Regions from separate parts of the Homo sapiens genome. Here region 1 is linked to region 2. A link is an interaction called in ENCODE POLR2A ChIA-PET data of the cell type or tissue named here. Cell type or tissue: PC-9. All regions are shown on one strand. Links, peaks and the distances in the headings refer to the core of each region. The heading gives the core; the rest is flanking DNA.

Region 1 (5,905 bases), core at 967-4,966, 150 kb after region 2:
ACAAAATTAGTCTGGCGTGATGGTGCATACCTGTAATCCCAGCTACACGGGAGGCTGAGACAGAAGAATCACTTGAACCCGGGAGGTGGAGGTTGCGGTGAGCCATGATCACGCCATTGCACTCCAGCCTGGGCAATAAGAGTGAAAATTCTGTCTCAAAAAAAAAAAAAAAAAAGCAAGAGGGCAAGGCAGGAAGTAATATTTTATATGTGAAAGTGTATTCTAGTGTAACGTACAGGAGCTCTGACAAAAGATGTGCAGAATTATAGCTTTATTATGAGTCATTCTTTGTATTTATAAGTAGAAAGGTGATCATCTTTCTCAAGTTAAAAAAATAATGCTGGGGGAGATGGTGTTTGTGTGAGTGAATAGAAATTCAGACGGTTTAAATGTCTCAAGGCCTGATACTCTTCCCCAACTTCCTTAAGAAACTAACTGGCTTGAAAAAAGTCATTCTGCAAAAGAGGGAAAAAAAGTTGGATCTTCCAGTTGCTGAGAAGGTATGTTTACGCAATATGAGCCTAAAGTGAACAGTTACCCCTGCACGGATTACCATACATTCCCGTTTTGGAGGGAAAAAAGTTTGCTAGAGAATGCAAAATGGCGACCTCCAGTGACGTCATACCTGTCTCGGTCGCGTCCTGGGGTGTCTGTAAGGGCGGAAGCGGGCTACAGCCGCCTCACTGTGGGCGGTCGTGGCTACCATGCAAAAGGAAAAGTTTCAGTGTCGGGCGGATGTGTACCGGCGGTAATATAGTAAGGGCGGAAGTTCTCCTTTAAGGGCGGAAGTTCTCCTTTTAAGGGCGGAAGTTCTCCTTTTAAGGGCGGAAAGGCTTTAGCCGCAAAATGGCTTCGGCCCCTGTCGCGTTACAGTCACTTCCGGGGCGGATCGGAAGTTGCTTTGTTTTGCTTCGAGATGGCTGCGGGGATGTATTTGGAACATTATCTGGACAGTAAGAGCAGGCTGGAGGTGGGGGTCGGGGCTGCAGAGTGGTGCGGGGATCAGGGATGAGAGGATCTGTAGCCCTTAAGTTCCAGTGACGAGAAGGTCACAATTATGAAGCGGTTCTGTGGCAGGAAATATTGGAGGGTGCGGAGAAAGAGGGGGCGGGGCAGCAGGATCGAGGCCCCGCTGATGGGTGTAGACGAGGGAGGGGTGCGGTGTGGGGGTTAGAGACGTGTCTTGAAGGGCTAGTGTGCATGGCCAGGAAGATAGTTGCTGCCCCCATTCTCCAGGGTCTCCAGCCTCGGTAGATTTTTTTCCCCATAGTCGTTCAGAATCGTTATCACACACTGCCATTTGGAGAAGCGGTAAAGACCTCTCCTCCACTCCATTCTTCCTCAAAAGTGGCTTCTCATGGGGTTGAGAGTGGTGGTGATGAGTGACCACTGTCAGATGATGAACTAGAACGCTTCTCTTCATGGAGTAAAGATCTAATTCCCATCAAATGAAAATCTGGTGTTTATGCGATTTATGTAAACCACCCCTGCAGAAAGCCTATTGCTCTGTGCGCTTACATTTGTTTTAGGGCCCGGAGTCATTTATTCAACAAATATTTATTGAGGTCCTGCTATGGGTCAGACATAATGGCAGGCACTAGGGATAGAAAAATGAGTAAGACAAGGCTCCTGCCCTCAAGAAGCTCACGATCTAGTAGGAAACAGATTCTGCAAATAATTATAAAACACTGTGACAAGTGAGATAATGGAAATACATTAAAAAGGACACTTGGTAGGCAACCCTGGAGAAAAGGGGGGTAATTACCTGGGGATGTAGGAAAAGCTTTACAGCGGAGGTGATGTTTGAATAGGGTCTTGAAGGTTATTTGCCAGTGAGGAGAGAAAAAAGGAATTCCAGGTTGGGGAAAGCATCCGCAAAGGTACTGTGATGGGTTTGTGGCAAGGTCAAGGGTGTTTGATATTTATGACTCAGAGGTCAGCGTATTTGATATTTATGAATCTAAGGTAAGAAATTGAGAAAGGAGACTGGAGAAAGAGGCTGAGGCTAGATTGGACAAGGTCTTTTAAGCCAAACGAAGAAGTTTGCATTTTAAAGTAGAGTATGATTTTTATAGAGGAAAATGACTAATATATGGTAAATTGGAGCATGATATTGTTGATAACAGAGATCAATTAGTGATAACATTCCAGGACAGAGATAAGAACCTGATTTTAGGGAGTTACAGAAGTATTTAGGAGTTAAATATGAAAGGACTGACTGAATGACTGAGTGGTTGAGAGAGAAGGAAGAATCTAAGGTGGCTTCTTCCTGCTTAGAAAGTGAGGTAGACAGGCTGGGCACAGTAGCTCATGCCTGTAATCTCAGCACTTTGGGAGGCCAAGGCGGGCAGATCACTTGAGGTCAGGAGTTTGAGATCACCCTGTCCAACATGGTGAAGCCCAGTCTCTACTTTAAAAAAAAAAAAAAATTAGCTGGGCATGGTGGCATGTGACTGTAATCCCAGCTACTTGGGAGGCTGAGTCAGGAGAATCACTTGAACCCAGCAGGTGAAGATTGCAGTGAGCTAAGATCATACATACCACTGCACTCCAGCCTGGGTGACAGAGAAAGACTCCGTGTCCCTCTCAAAAAAAAAAAAAAAAAAAAAAACAAAGGCTGGTGGCCAGGCACGGTGGCTCATGCCTGTAATCCCAACACTTTGGGAGGCTGAGGCAGGCGGATCATGAGGTCAGGAGATCGAGACCAGCCTGGCTAACATGGTGAAACCCCGTCTCTACTAAAAATAAAAAAAATAGCCAGGTGTGGTGGTGTGCCCCTGTAGTCCCAGCTACTTAGGAGGCTAAGGCAGGAGAATCGCTTGAACCTGGGAGGTGGAGGTTGCAGTGGGCCGAGATCATGCCACTGCACTCCAGCCTGGGCAACAGAGTGAGACTCCGCCTCAAAAAAAAAACAAAAACAAAAAGGCTGGGAGCGGTGGCTCACGCCTATAATCCTAGCACATTGGGAGGCTGAGATGGGTGGATCGCCTTAGGTCAGGAGTTCCAAGACCAGCCTGGCTAACATAGTGAAACCCCGTCTCTACTAAAAATACAAAAATTAGCTGGGCGTGGTGGCAGACGCCTGTAATCCCAGCTACTTGGGAGGCTGAGGCACAAGAATTCCTTGAACCTGAGATTGCGCCATTGCACTCCAGCCTGGGCGACAAGAGCGACACTACACCTCAAAAGAAAAGAAAAGAAAGTTACTCAGCGGAGAAAAGATCATGCCAACTGCTGCAGAGATATTTTTTAGGATAGGCTTAATAACACCATTAGATTTGGTAAATCACCAGTGACTCAGTCTTGTGAACTGGTGGTAGCAGACCTGAAGTTGTAGGTTTAAACAGTAGAGGCATTTTATTTTTTTTTATTTATTTTATTTTAGTTTTTCTGTTTGTTTGTTTGTTTTTGAGACAGAGTCTCACTCTGTCACCCAGGCTGGAGCGCAATGGTGCGATCTTGGCCCACTGCAACCTCTGCCTCCCGGGTTCAAGTGATTCTCCTGCCTCAGCCTCTTGAGTAGCTAGGATTACAGTGCCCGCCACCATACCCAGCTAATTTTTGTATTTTTAGTAGAGATGAGGTTTCACTGTGTTGGCCAGGCTGGTCTCAAACTCCCAACCTCAGGTGATCCACCCACCTTGGCCTCCCAGAGTGCTGGGATTACAGGCATGAGCCACCGTACCAGGCCTTTTATTTTTTATATATATATTTAATTTTTATAGAGACAGGATCTGGCCATATTGCCCAGGCTGGTCTCAGACTCCTGAGATCAAGCGATCTACCTGCCTTGGCCTCCCAGAATGCTGGGATTACAGGCGTGAGCCACTGTGCCCAGCAAGTAGAGGCATTTTTAAAGTTTTAGGTGGAGTCTTGGCAAGAGATTTCTCTTGTACTGGGGTGACAAATATTCATGCATTTATTCAAGTATTTACTGAGTACCTGCTCTTTGCAAGTCATAATTCTAAACACTATGGAAACAGGAGAGAATATGATAGCCATGTTCGGCCTGGGGAGACAGATACCAAATAACTAATTACACATTATTTTTTTTAATTTTTTTGTTTTTTGAAACAGTCTTGCTCTTTTGCCCGGGCTGCAACCTCTACCTCCCTGGTTCAAGCAATTGTCCTGCCTCAGTCTCTTGAGTAACTGGAACTACAGCCACAGGCCACCATGCCCATCTATTTTTTTTTTTTTTTTTTGAGACAGAGTCTCGCTCTGTCGCCCAGGCTGGAGTGCAGTGGAGCGATCTCGGCTCACTGAAAGCTCCACCTCCTGGATGCACGCCACTCTCCTGCCTCAGCCTCCCGAGTAGCTGGGACTACAGGCGCCCGCCACCACGGCCAGCTAATTTTTTTGTATTTTTAGTAGAGACGGGGTTTCACCATGTTAGCCAGGATGGTCTCAATCTCCTGACCTCGTAATCTGCTCTCCTCGGCCACCCAAAGTGCCGGGATTACAGGTGTGAGCCACCGCGCCTGGCCTAATTTTTGTTTTGTTTTGTTTTTGAGATGGAGTCGCACTCTGTCACCCAGGCTGAAGTGCAGTGGTGCGATCTCAGCTCACTGCAACCTCCACCTCCCGGATTTAAGCAATTCTTGTGCCTCAGCCTCCCAAGTATCTGGGATTACAGGTTTCACCATGTTGGCCAGGCTGGTCTTGAACTCCTGGCTTCAAGTGAGCCACCCGCCTCGGCCTCCCAAAGTGCTAGAATTACAGGCATGAGCCACCGTGCCTGGCCCTAATTTTTGTATTTTTAGTAGAGATGGGGTTTTGCCAGGCTGCCAAGGCTGGTCTTGAACTCCTGGCCTTGAGTGATCCACCTGCCTTCCAGAGTGCTGGATTACAGGCATGGGCCACCGCACCCAGCCAACTAATTACACATTTATTTAATTACAGTTGGATAAGTGCTTTAAAAAGGTGGCTAGAATACCTTGACATAGATCGAGGGCAGTTAACAGAGTCTGGGAAAGTTGAGTTTGAGCTGAACTTTGGAAGAACGAACAGGAATTTAATAGGCCAAGAGGGATGGGGTGGATGGGATGAGGAAAAGCGAGCGGTGCATTCCAACTAGAGAGAACAGCATGTGGAAAGCCAAATGGCAGGAGGAGCACAGGCCAGTTTGAGGCAGTGCGAGGAGGCCAGTATGGGCAAAGCAGAGCACAAAGGGAGACTGACATGAGTTCAGGCTGGTGTGAGGTAAGCAAGGGCCAGAAAGCGCAGAACATCTTCAGAGCAGTAGGAAGTGACCAGAAGGTTATAAGCGGGAGAGTGACTTGATTAGGTTTGCATTTTTTATTTTTGTGTTTGTTTTTGTTTTTGTTTTTTTGAGTCAGTGTCTTGCTCTGTCATCCAGGCTGGAGTGCATTGGCGTGATCTCGGCTCACTGAAATGTCCACCTCCCAGGTTCAAGGGATTTTTGTGCCCCAGCCTCCCAAGTAGCTGGGATTACAGGCATGTGCACCAAGCCTGGCTAAGTTTTTGTATTTTTGGTAGAGACAGAGTTTCACCATGTTGCCCAGGCTGGTCTTGAACTCCTCAGCTCAGCTGATGCGCCCACCTGGGCCTCCCAAAGTGCTGGGATTACAGGCATGAGCCACCGTGCCTGGCCAGGTTTGCATTTTTTAAAAAGGACATTCTGGCTACTATATGGAAGTAGATTGGAAGTGTTATGTGTATAATAGAGGATACCAGGAGACTATTTGTAATTTGAGGACAAAGAGCTTGGAGGCAGAGATGGAAAATAAAAGAAAGGGGCCCGTCTTAGTGGCTCATGCCAGTAATCCCAGCACTTTGGGAGATCAAGGCGGGCGGATCACCTGAGGCCAGGAGTTCAAGACCAGTCTGGCCAAAATGGTGAAACCCTGTGTCTACTAAAAATACAAAAATTAGTCGGGTGTGG
Region 2 (5,905 bases), core at 749-4,748:
TTTCGCTTCAAGGGCCAGGGTGAGGTTTCCAGAGCCAGCATACTGAGGCAAGGCCTGGGGCAGGGTGAGGTGGAGCGGGAGCTTCTTGCCCATCTGGAGCTTAGGGTCCTGGGTAACCCGTTTTACAGACACTTCCTTGTTCTTCAGGTCAAAGGTGATCCAAGACTTGGAGGAGGAAGCCCTCTCCGCCTGCCACCACAGCTCGCCACTGCCCGTCAGCTTTTCAACTGTAAAGGCGAGTGGGAAGGAGAACTCCACCTGTTCCCCCTCTTTCTTATAGACTATGCTGGAGGCCTTCTGGAAAGCTGGAGGTGGGAAGGGAGAGACCCTGGGTGAGGAGATAGGAAGATGAGGGTGCACGAGTGGGGTTGGCATGTGGAGGCAGCAGGGAGATGGAAGGGGACCCGACGAGTCCAGACACCCACCTTGTCACTTCAGATACTTCAGTTCCTTCCTACCTCTCCAGCCTTCTCTCCCTTCTTCCACCCAGCATTTTCCTACAGCAGGCCACCTCCCTCCTCCCGGAAGCCATCACAGAGCAGCCCAGCCACAGGGGATCCTTGCTGTCCTTAGGATTCCTGGACCACAGAAGCCATTTGGCCTCCACTCCTTAGAGGCGTATTCATCACCCTTCACAAAATAACAGCGAACACTTAACTAGGGCTTACTCTGTGCCAGGCACCATTTTCAGTGCCTTACGTATATCAGTCCTCAACTTAATACGAGGTAGTCACTATGGCAGTTAACATCATCCCCATTTCACAGAGGCTGAAACCAAGGTGCAGAGAGGTTTAGTAACTCACCCAAGGTCACATGGTTGTGGCAGAACCAGGATTTCAATCAGCGTACATGCACTAAACTGGCACACTACCTTATGTCTACCTTAAGTCACATAAGCACCCAGGGGACAGGATCTGGGGTAGGACCTTGGTCTCCCCACAGTGGCCTGGCTTAGAGGTCCAGAGGTACAACATAGAACATCATCAGGGTTGGCTTACTGGTGTTAGTGTCCCTGAGTAAGTGGATTTGCCAACTTGGTAGGGGTGTGGAGCTGAGGCAACAAAGAAAGTAAGCTCCCTGACATTCCTCCTTTGGGGCCTCCAAAGGAGACTCGGGCCTCTAGCATCCTTACCTTCCCCAGCCTTTCCTTTCTCCATGTCCACCACACTGAGGGGTGGCTGCCAATCAGCCCCCTGAGGATGAGGGCCCCAGTGAGTCCTTCAAGACAGGCCTCAGCTCTAGGGGACCTAGTCTTCTCCACTCCTGACCTCCCAGCACCAGAACCAGAAACAGGGCAGTCAGAGCAGAGGGAGGGGCTGTCAGCCCCTGGGGCAGGGAGGAGACTGCGCGAAGAGGGGCTTCCCTTACCTAGCACCACGATGTCTATTTTGAACTCCACCTTCTTCTGGTTCTGCAAGACAGTGCATGTCCAGGTGCCACTATCCTGGAGCTCCAGCTGAGACACGGAGAGGGTCTTCCCCCCCTGTATGTTTTTACCCCTTGGACTCCTACATTGCACTGAGGGGCTACTACCAGGGGGGCTCTCCAAGGTCAGGGTCAGGCTCTGCCCCTGAAGCAGGTGGGTGTCAGAGTTGGCAGTCACTGTGGAGGGAAAGGCCAGCTGTGTCACACACATACCATCCCCAAGGAGAAGGGCAGACAACAGGAAACCAACAACATCTCTCCATTATCGCCGTCCCAACATCTCCTTCCTCCCAGCACCCAGCTGCGCACCCCCAGCCAAGATAGGGTTTCCCTCTCCCCTCCTCTCTCTCTTCTTTCCTCCTCTCCCCTCATCCTCTCTTCCCCAGTCTCTCTCCCTCCTTCCCTTGCCTCCTTCCCTTTTCTTTCCTTTTCCCAAGGCCTCTTCCCTCCTCCGCCCACCAGCATCCCTCACCTGATCAAGAAGGGTTTTAAGACATTTGGAGGCCAGTTTGACAGCCTGGTCCTCTTGGGGCTGCTGCGGTATCACCAGCTCAGGCTGGATTTGGTGCAGGGGTGGGAGTAGTGGGGAAGGGAACCAGGCAGGAGGTATCCTCATCCCCACCTGCCCCACTCACATCCGAACACTAGCAATTGCACCTCCTCCTTCTGGTCCTCCACTTCACAGATGTAAGTATCTGAGTCTTCTATCTTAAGATTCTTGATGATCAGGGGAAAGTTTCCTTGGTCCCAAAGGCTTCTTCTTGAGTCAGCGCGATCATTCAGCTTGGATGGACCTGGGAGCAGAAGACATATGGGGGGGGACTGAGGCGCCCTGGAGACAGGGCACCTCTGGCAAGAGAATGCCCACGGCTCTTCTGATATCAGTTGCTAATTTCCTGCAACATCTGCTCCTCGTTCTAATCAGAGAAACCCGGTCTGGCAAGGAGGTCTCATCATATCCATTTACCTGGCTGGGACAGTAGCTCACAAATACAAATAAAATCATATCCTTATTTGGAGAGCACCAACTCCTACATGCCAAATACTTTACAGGCATCATCTCAGTAATCTCCACAATAATTCCGAGAAATAGATACTGTCAACACTGTTTTGTTTATTTTGCAGATAGAGAAACTGAGACTCAGAGAGATTAGGTAACTGCCTAAACTCTCACATATTGAGATTAAGTAATTACCCAACTCTCACACATTGTAGGAGAATAAACCAGTACAATTTCTTTGGATGGTGATTTGTAATCTATACAGAATTACAAATGTATATACAAAACCAAATGTCCATCAATAAAGAATAGGTTAAATAGATCATAGCTCACCCATTCAGTGGACTGCTATGCAGCCGTAAGAGAGGAATGAGGAAGTGCTTTGTGTACTAATTTGGACCCGTATCTAAGAAACATCACTAACTGAATAAAGCGAGATGTTAAACAGTCTACTATTTGTTTTTAAAGGTGGAGAAAATATATTCTTTGTATATGAAAAGAATAATTCTCGAATTAAACATAAGAAAATGAGGCCATTAAAAAGAGCTATAATGTCTAAAAAAAAATTAAAAAAGAAAATGAGGCCAGGCATGGTGGAAATCTCTCATCCCAGCTCTTTGAAAGATCGAGGTGGAAAGATTGTTTGTGCCCAGGAGTTCGAGATCAGCCTGGGCAACATGGCGAAACCCCATCTCTAAAAAAAAAAAAAAAAAAATTTTTTTTAATTAGCCGCCTTGGGAGGCTGAGGTGGGAGAATCACTTGAGCCCAGAAGTCAAAGGTTGCAGTGAAACAAATGAGATGGCACCACTGCACTCCAGTCTAGGTGACAGAGTGAGACTCTGTCTCAAAAAAGAAAAAAAATTAACTGAGTGTGGTGGTGCATGCCAGTAGCCCCAGCTATGCCGGAGGCTGAGGTGGGAGGATAACCTGACCCAGGAGGTCGAGGCTGCAGTGAGCTATGATCATGCCACTGCACTCCACCCTGGGCGACAGAATGAGACCCCATTTAAAAGAAAAAAAAACTGGGAGGCTGAGGCACAAGATCGCTTGAGACTGGGAGGCAGAGTTTGCAGTGAGATCGCACCACTGCATTCCAGCCTTGGTGAGAGAGTGAGACTGTCCCAAAACACACACACACACACACACACACACACACACACACAAAAATAACCTTGGTTGCCTCTAGGAAGAGGAAGTGAATACTCATGTGTAGGAAGAAAGCTTTTCACTATATGCCCTTTGCTTTTTTTTTTTTGAGATGGAGTTTCGCTATTGTTGCCCAGGTTGGAGTGCAATGGCATGATCTTGGCTCACCGCAACCTCCGCCTCCCGGGTTCAAGCAATTATCTTGCCTCTGCCTCCCGAGTAGCTGAGATTACAGGCATGCGCAACCAAGCCCGGCTAATTTTGTATTTTCAGTAGAGACAGGGTTTCTCCTTGTTGGTCAGGCTGGTCTCGAATGCCCAACCTCAGGTGATCCGCTCGCCTTGGCCTCCCGAAGTGCTGGGGTTACAGGCGTGAGCCACCACACCCAGCCTGCTTTCTTTTTTTGTTTGTTTGTTTTTATGGAGTCGAGTGTTCGATCTCTGCTCATTGTAACCTCTGCCTCCTGAGTTCAAGGGATTCTCTTGCCTCAGCCTTCGGAGTAGCTGGGATTACAGGTGTACACCACCACATCTGGCTAATTTTTGTATTTTTAGTAGATACAAGTTTTGCCATGTTGCCCAGGCTGATCTCGAACTCCTGACCTCAAGCAACCCGCCCACCTCAGCCTCCCAAATTGCTGGGATTGCAGGTGTGAGCCACTGCACCCAGCCTATATGCCCTTTTCTATCTTTTGAATTTTGACTCCCGTAAGTGGTGGAGCTAGGATTAAAATGCAGCCCGTCAGGAGTCTGGGACCAACCTAGGCAGCCAATCGAGACCCTCGTCTCTAAAAAAAATTATTTTAAAAAAAATTAGCTGGGTGTGGTGGCACATGCCTGTAATCCCAGCTACTTGAGAGGCTGAAGCAGGAGGATCACTTGAGCCCAGGAGTTCAAAGTTACAGTGAGCTATGATTGTAACACTGCACTCCAGCCTGGGCAACAGAGTGAGGCCTCATCTTAAAGAAAAGAAATTTTTGGCCGGGTGCGGTGGCTCACGCCTGAAATCCCAGCACTTTGGGAGGCCAAGGCGGTGGATCACTTGAGGTCAGGAGTTCAAGACCAGCCTGGCCAACATGGTGAAACCCCATCTCTACTAAAAATACCAAAAAAAAAAAGAAAAAAAAAATTAGCCAGAGCATAGTGACGCATGCCTGTAATCCCAGCTACTTGGGAGGCTGAGGGAGGAGAATGGCTTGAACCCGGGAGGTGGAGATTGCAGTGAGCCAAGATCACGCCACTGCACTCCAGCCTGGGTGACAGAGTGAGACTCTGTCTCAAAAAAAAAAAAAAAAAAAGAAAAAGAAAAGAAAAAAGAAAAGAAAAAATGTTTTAAAAAATAAAAATAATTCAGGCTATTTCGCTATGCAATGCTATCTCTGGAAAGTTCTTCTGGCATAAGTATGTGTCTCCTTTGGCCTCTTCTTGTAAAATCTAATAACCATCACCAAGGGAAGTTTTCTCTTTAGCTGTGCATTTTCTGGGTGCAGTGGAAGCTCCAAAATCTCTGTAGAACAGGGCTTTAGAAGCTAAATTTACATAGCAAACAGTTCTGTTTTGTTTTGTTTTTACTTAGAATGTATATTTGGAGGAATGGGGCAAAGGTGGCTAAGACTAAAGCCTCTCACCCTGCTTGGTACTGCCTCTGCCTCCCTGAGATGCCCAGGTCCTCTCCCTCTTTCTGCCTTGGTGTGGGAGCCTGGATACCAGTTCAGTCACTCACTCTCCTTTCTCTCCTCTTCCAGACCACACAGTCCTCTTCCCCACTGCTCAGCTCTTACTGTCCAGGAGCCCCTTCCAGACAACCTCACAGCCTCAGCACACAGTTGCCCCAAGCTTCCTCAGAGCACGGCAGGCACCCAATCCACCCCACACCTTCAGTTTCACACTTTTTAAAAAAACTTCCCTACTCAAGACAACCTGGACCCAACCTCCCCCTTTATTTGTTCCTTCAGTGGTTCCTGCCCTACTTGCTGTTTGCCCTGGATCTACACACTGCTTTAATTCCCCAGCTTACCCTGAAATTCAACTACATTCCTTTCACAGTTCCTTTACCAAACTTCTTAAAAGCGTGGCCTACTCTGGTTCTGCCCCACTTTGCTCCGCCTCTTTTGTTCCTCCCCTCCATTTCTAAGTATGATTCGTTTTTCTTCGTCTTGAACTCTTGCTCTGACATCTACATTTAGGTGTTGTCCCAGACTCTGTCTTTGGTTCTCTTCCCCGTTTCTACAGACATTCTAAATTCCACCTCATCCCCAGTCAGCTCTGCAGATTGTGGCCAAGTTGTTACTGCCAGCCCTGACCTCTCTCCTCAGTTCTAGGCACACATTTCCA

The links. Peaks named below come from ENCODE experiments on the same cell type or tissue, not always from the same donor. Only the 100,000 strongest peaks of a DNase experiment are listed, where the experiment ranks them.
Region 1: POLR2A ChIA-PET joins it to region 2 with 5 read pairs; 9 of 35 experiments call an interaction of 5 or more read pairs at or near these places.

What each region holds. Positions count from the first base shown.
Region 1 is chr12:6,658,113-6,664,017 of GRCh38, reverse strand. ING4 (inhibitor of growth family member 4) reads left to right here and starts at 899. Exons shown (of 8, transcript NM_016162.4): 1 at 899-953. The coding sequence starts at 917. RefSeq lists an enhancer at 869-928. In PC-9, for the core only: no CTCF peak of the experiment used is centred there; no DNase peak of the experiment used is centred there; H3K4me3 peaks cover 1,368 bases.
Region 2 is chr12:6,810,456-6,816,360 of GRCh38, reverse strand. It overlaps CD4 (CD4 molecule), which reads right to left. Exons shown (of 10, transcript NM_000616.5): 4 at 2,061-2,219; 5 at 1,369-1,602; 6 at 1-305. Among named protein-coding and RNA genes, the nearest start is that of GPR162, 8.4 kb to the left of the region's middle. In PC-9, for the core only: no CTCF peak of the experiment used is centred there; a DNase peak (open chromatin) is centred at 2,790; H3K27me3 peaks cover 2,025 bases.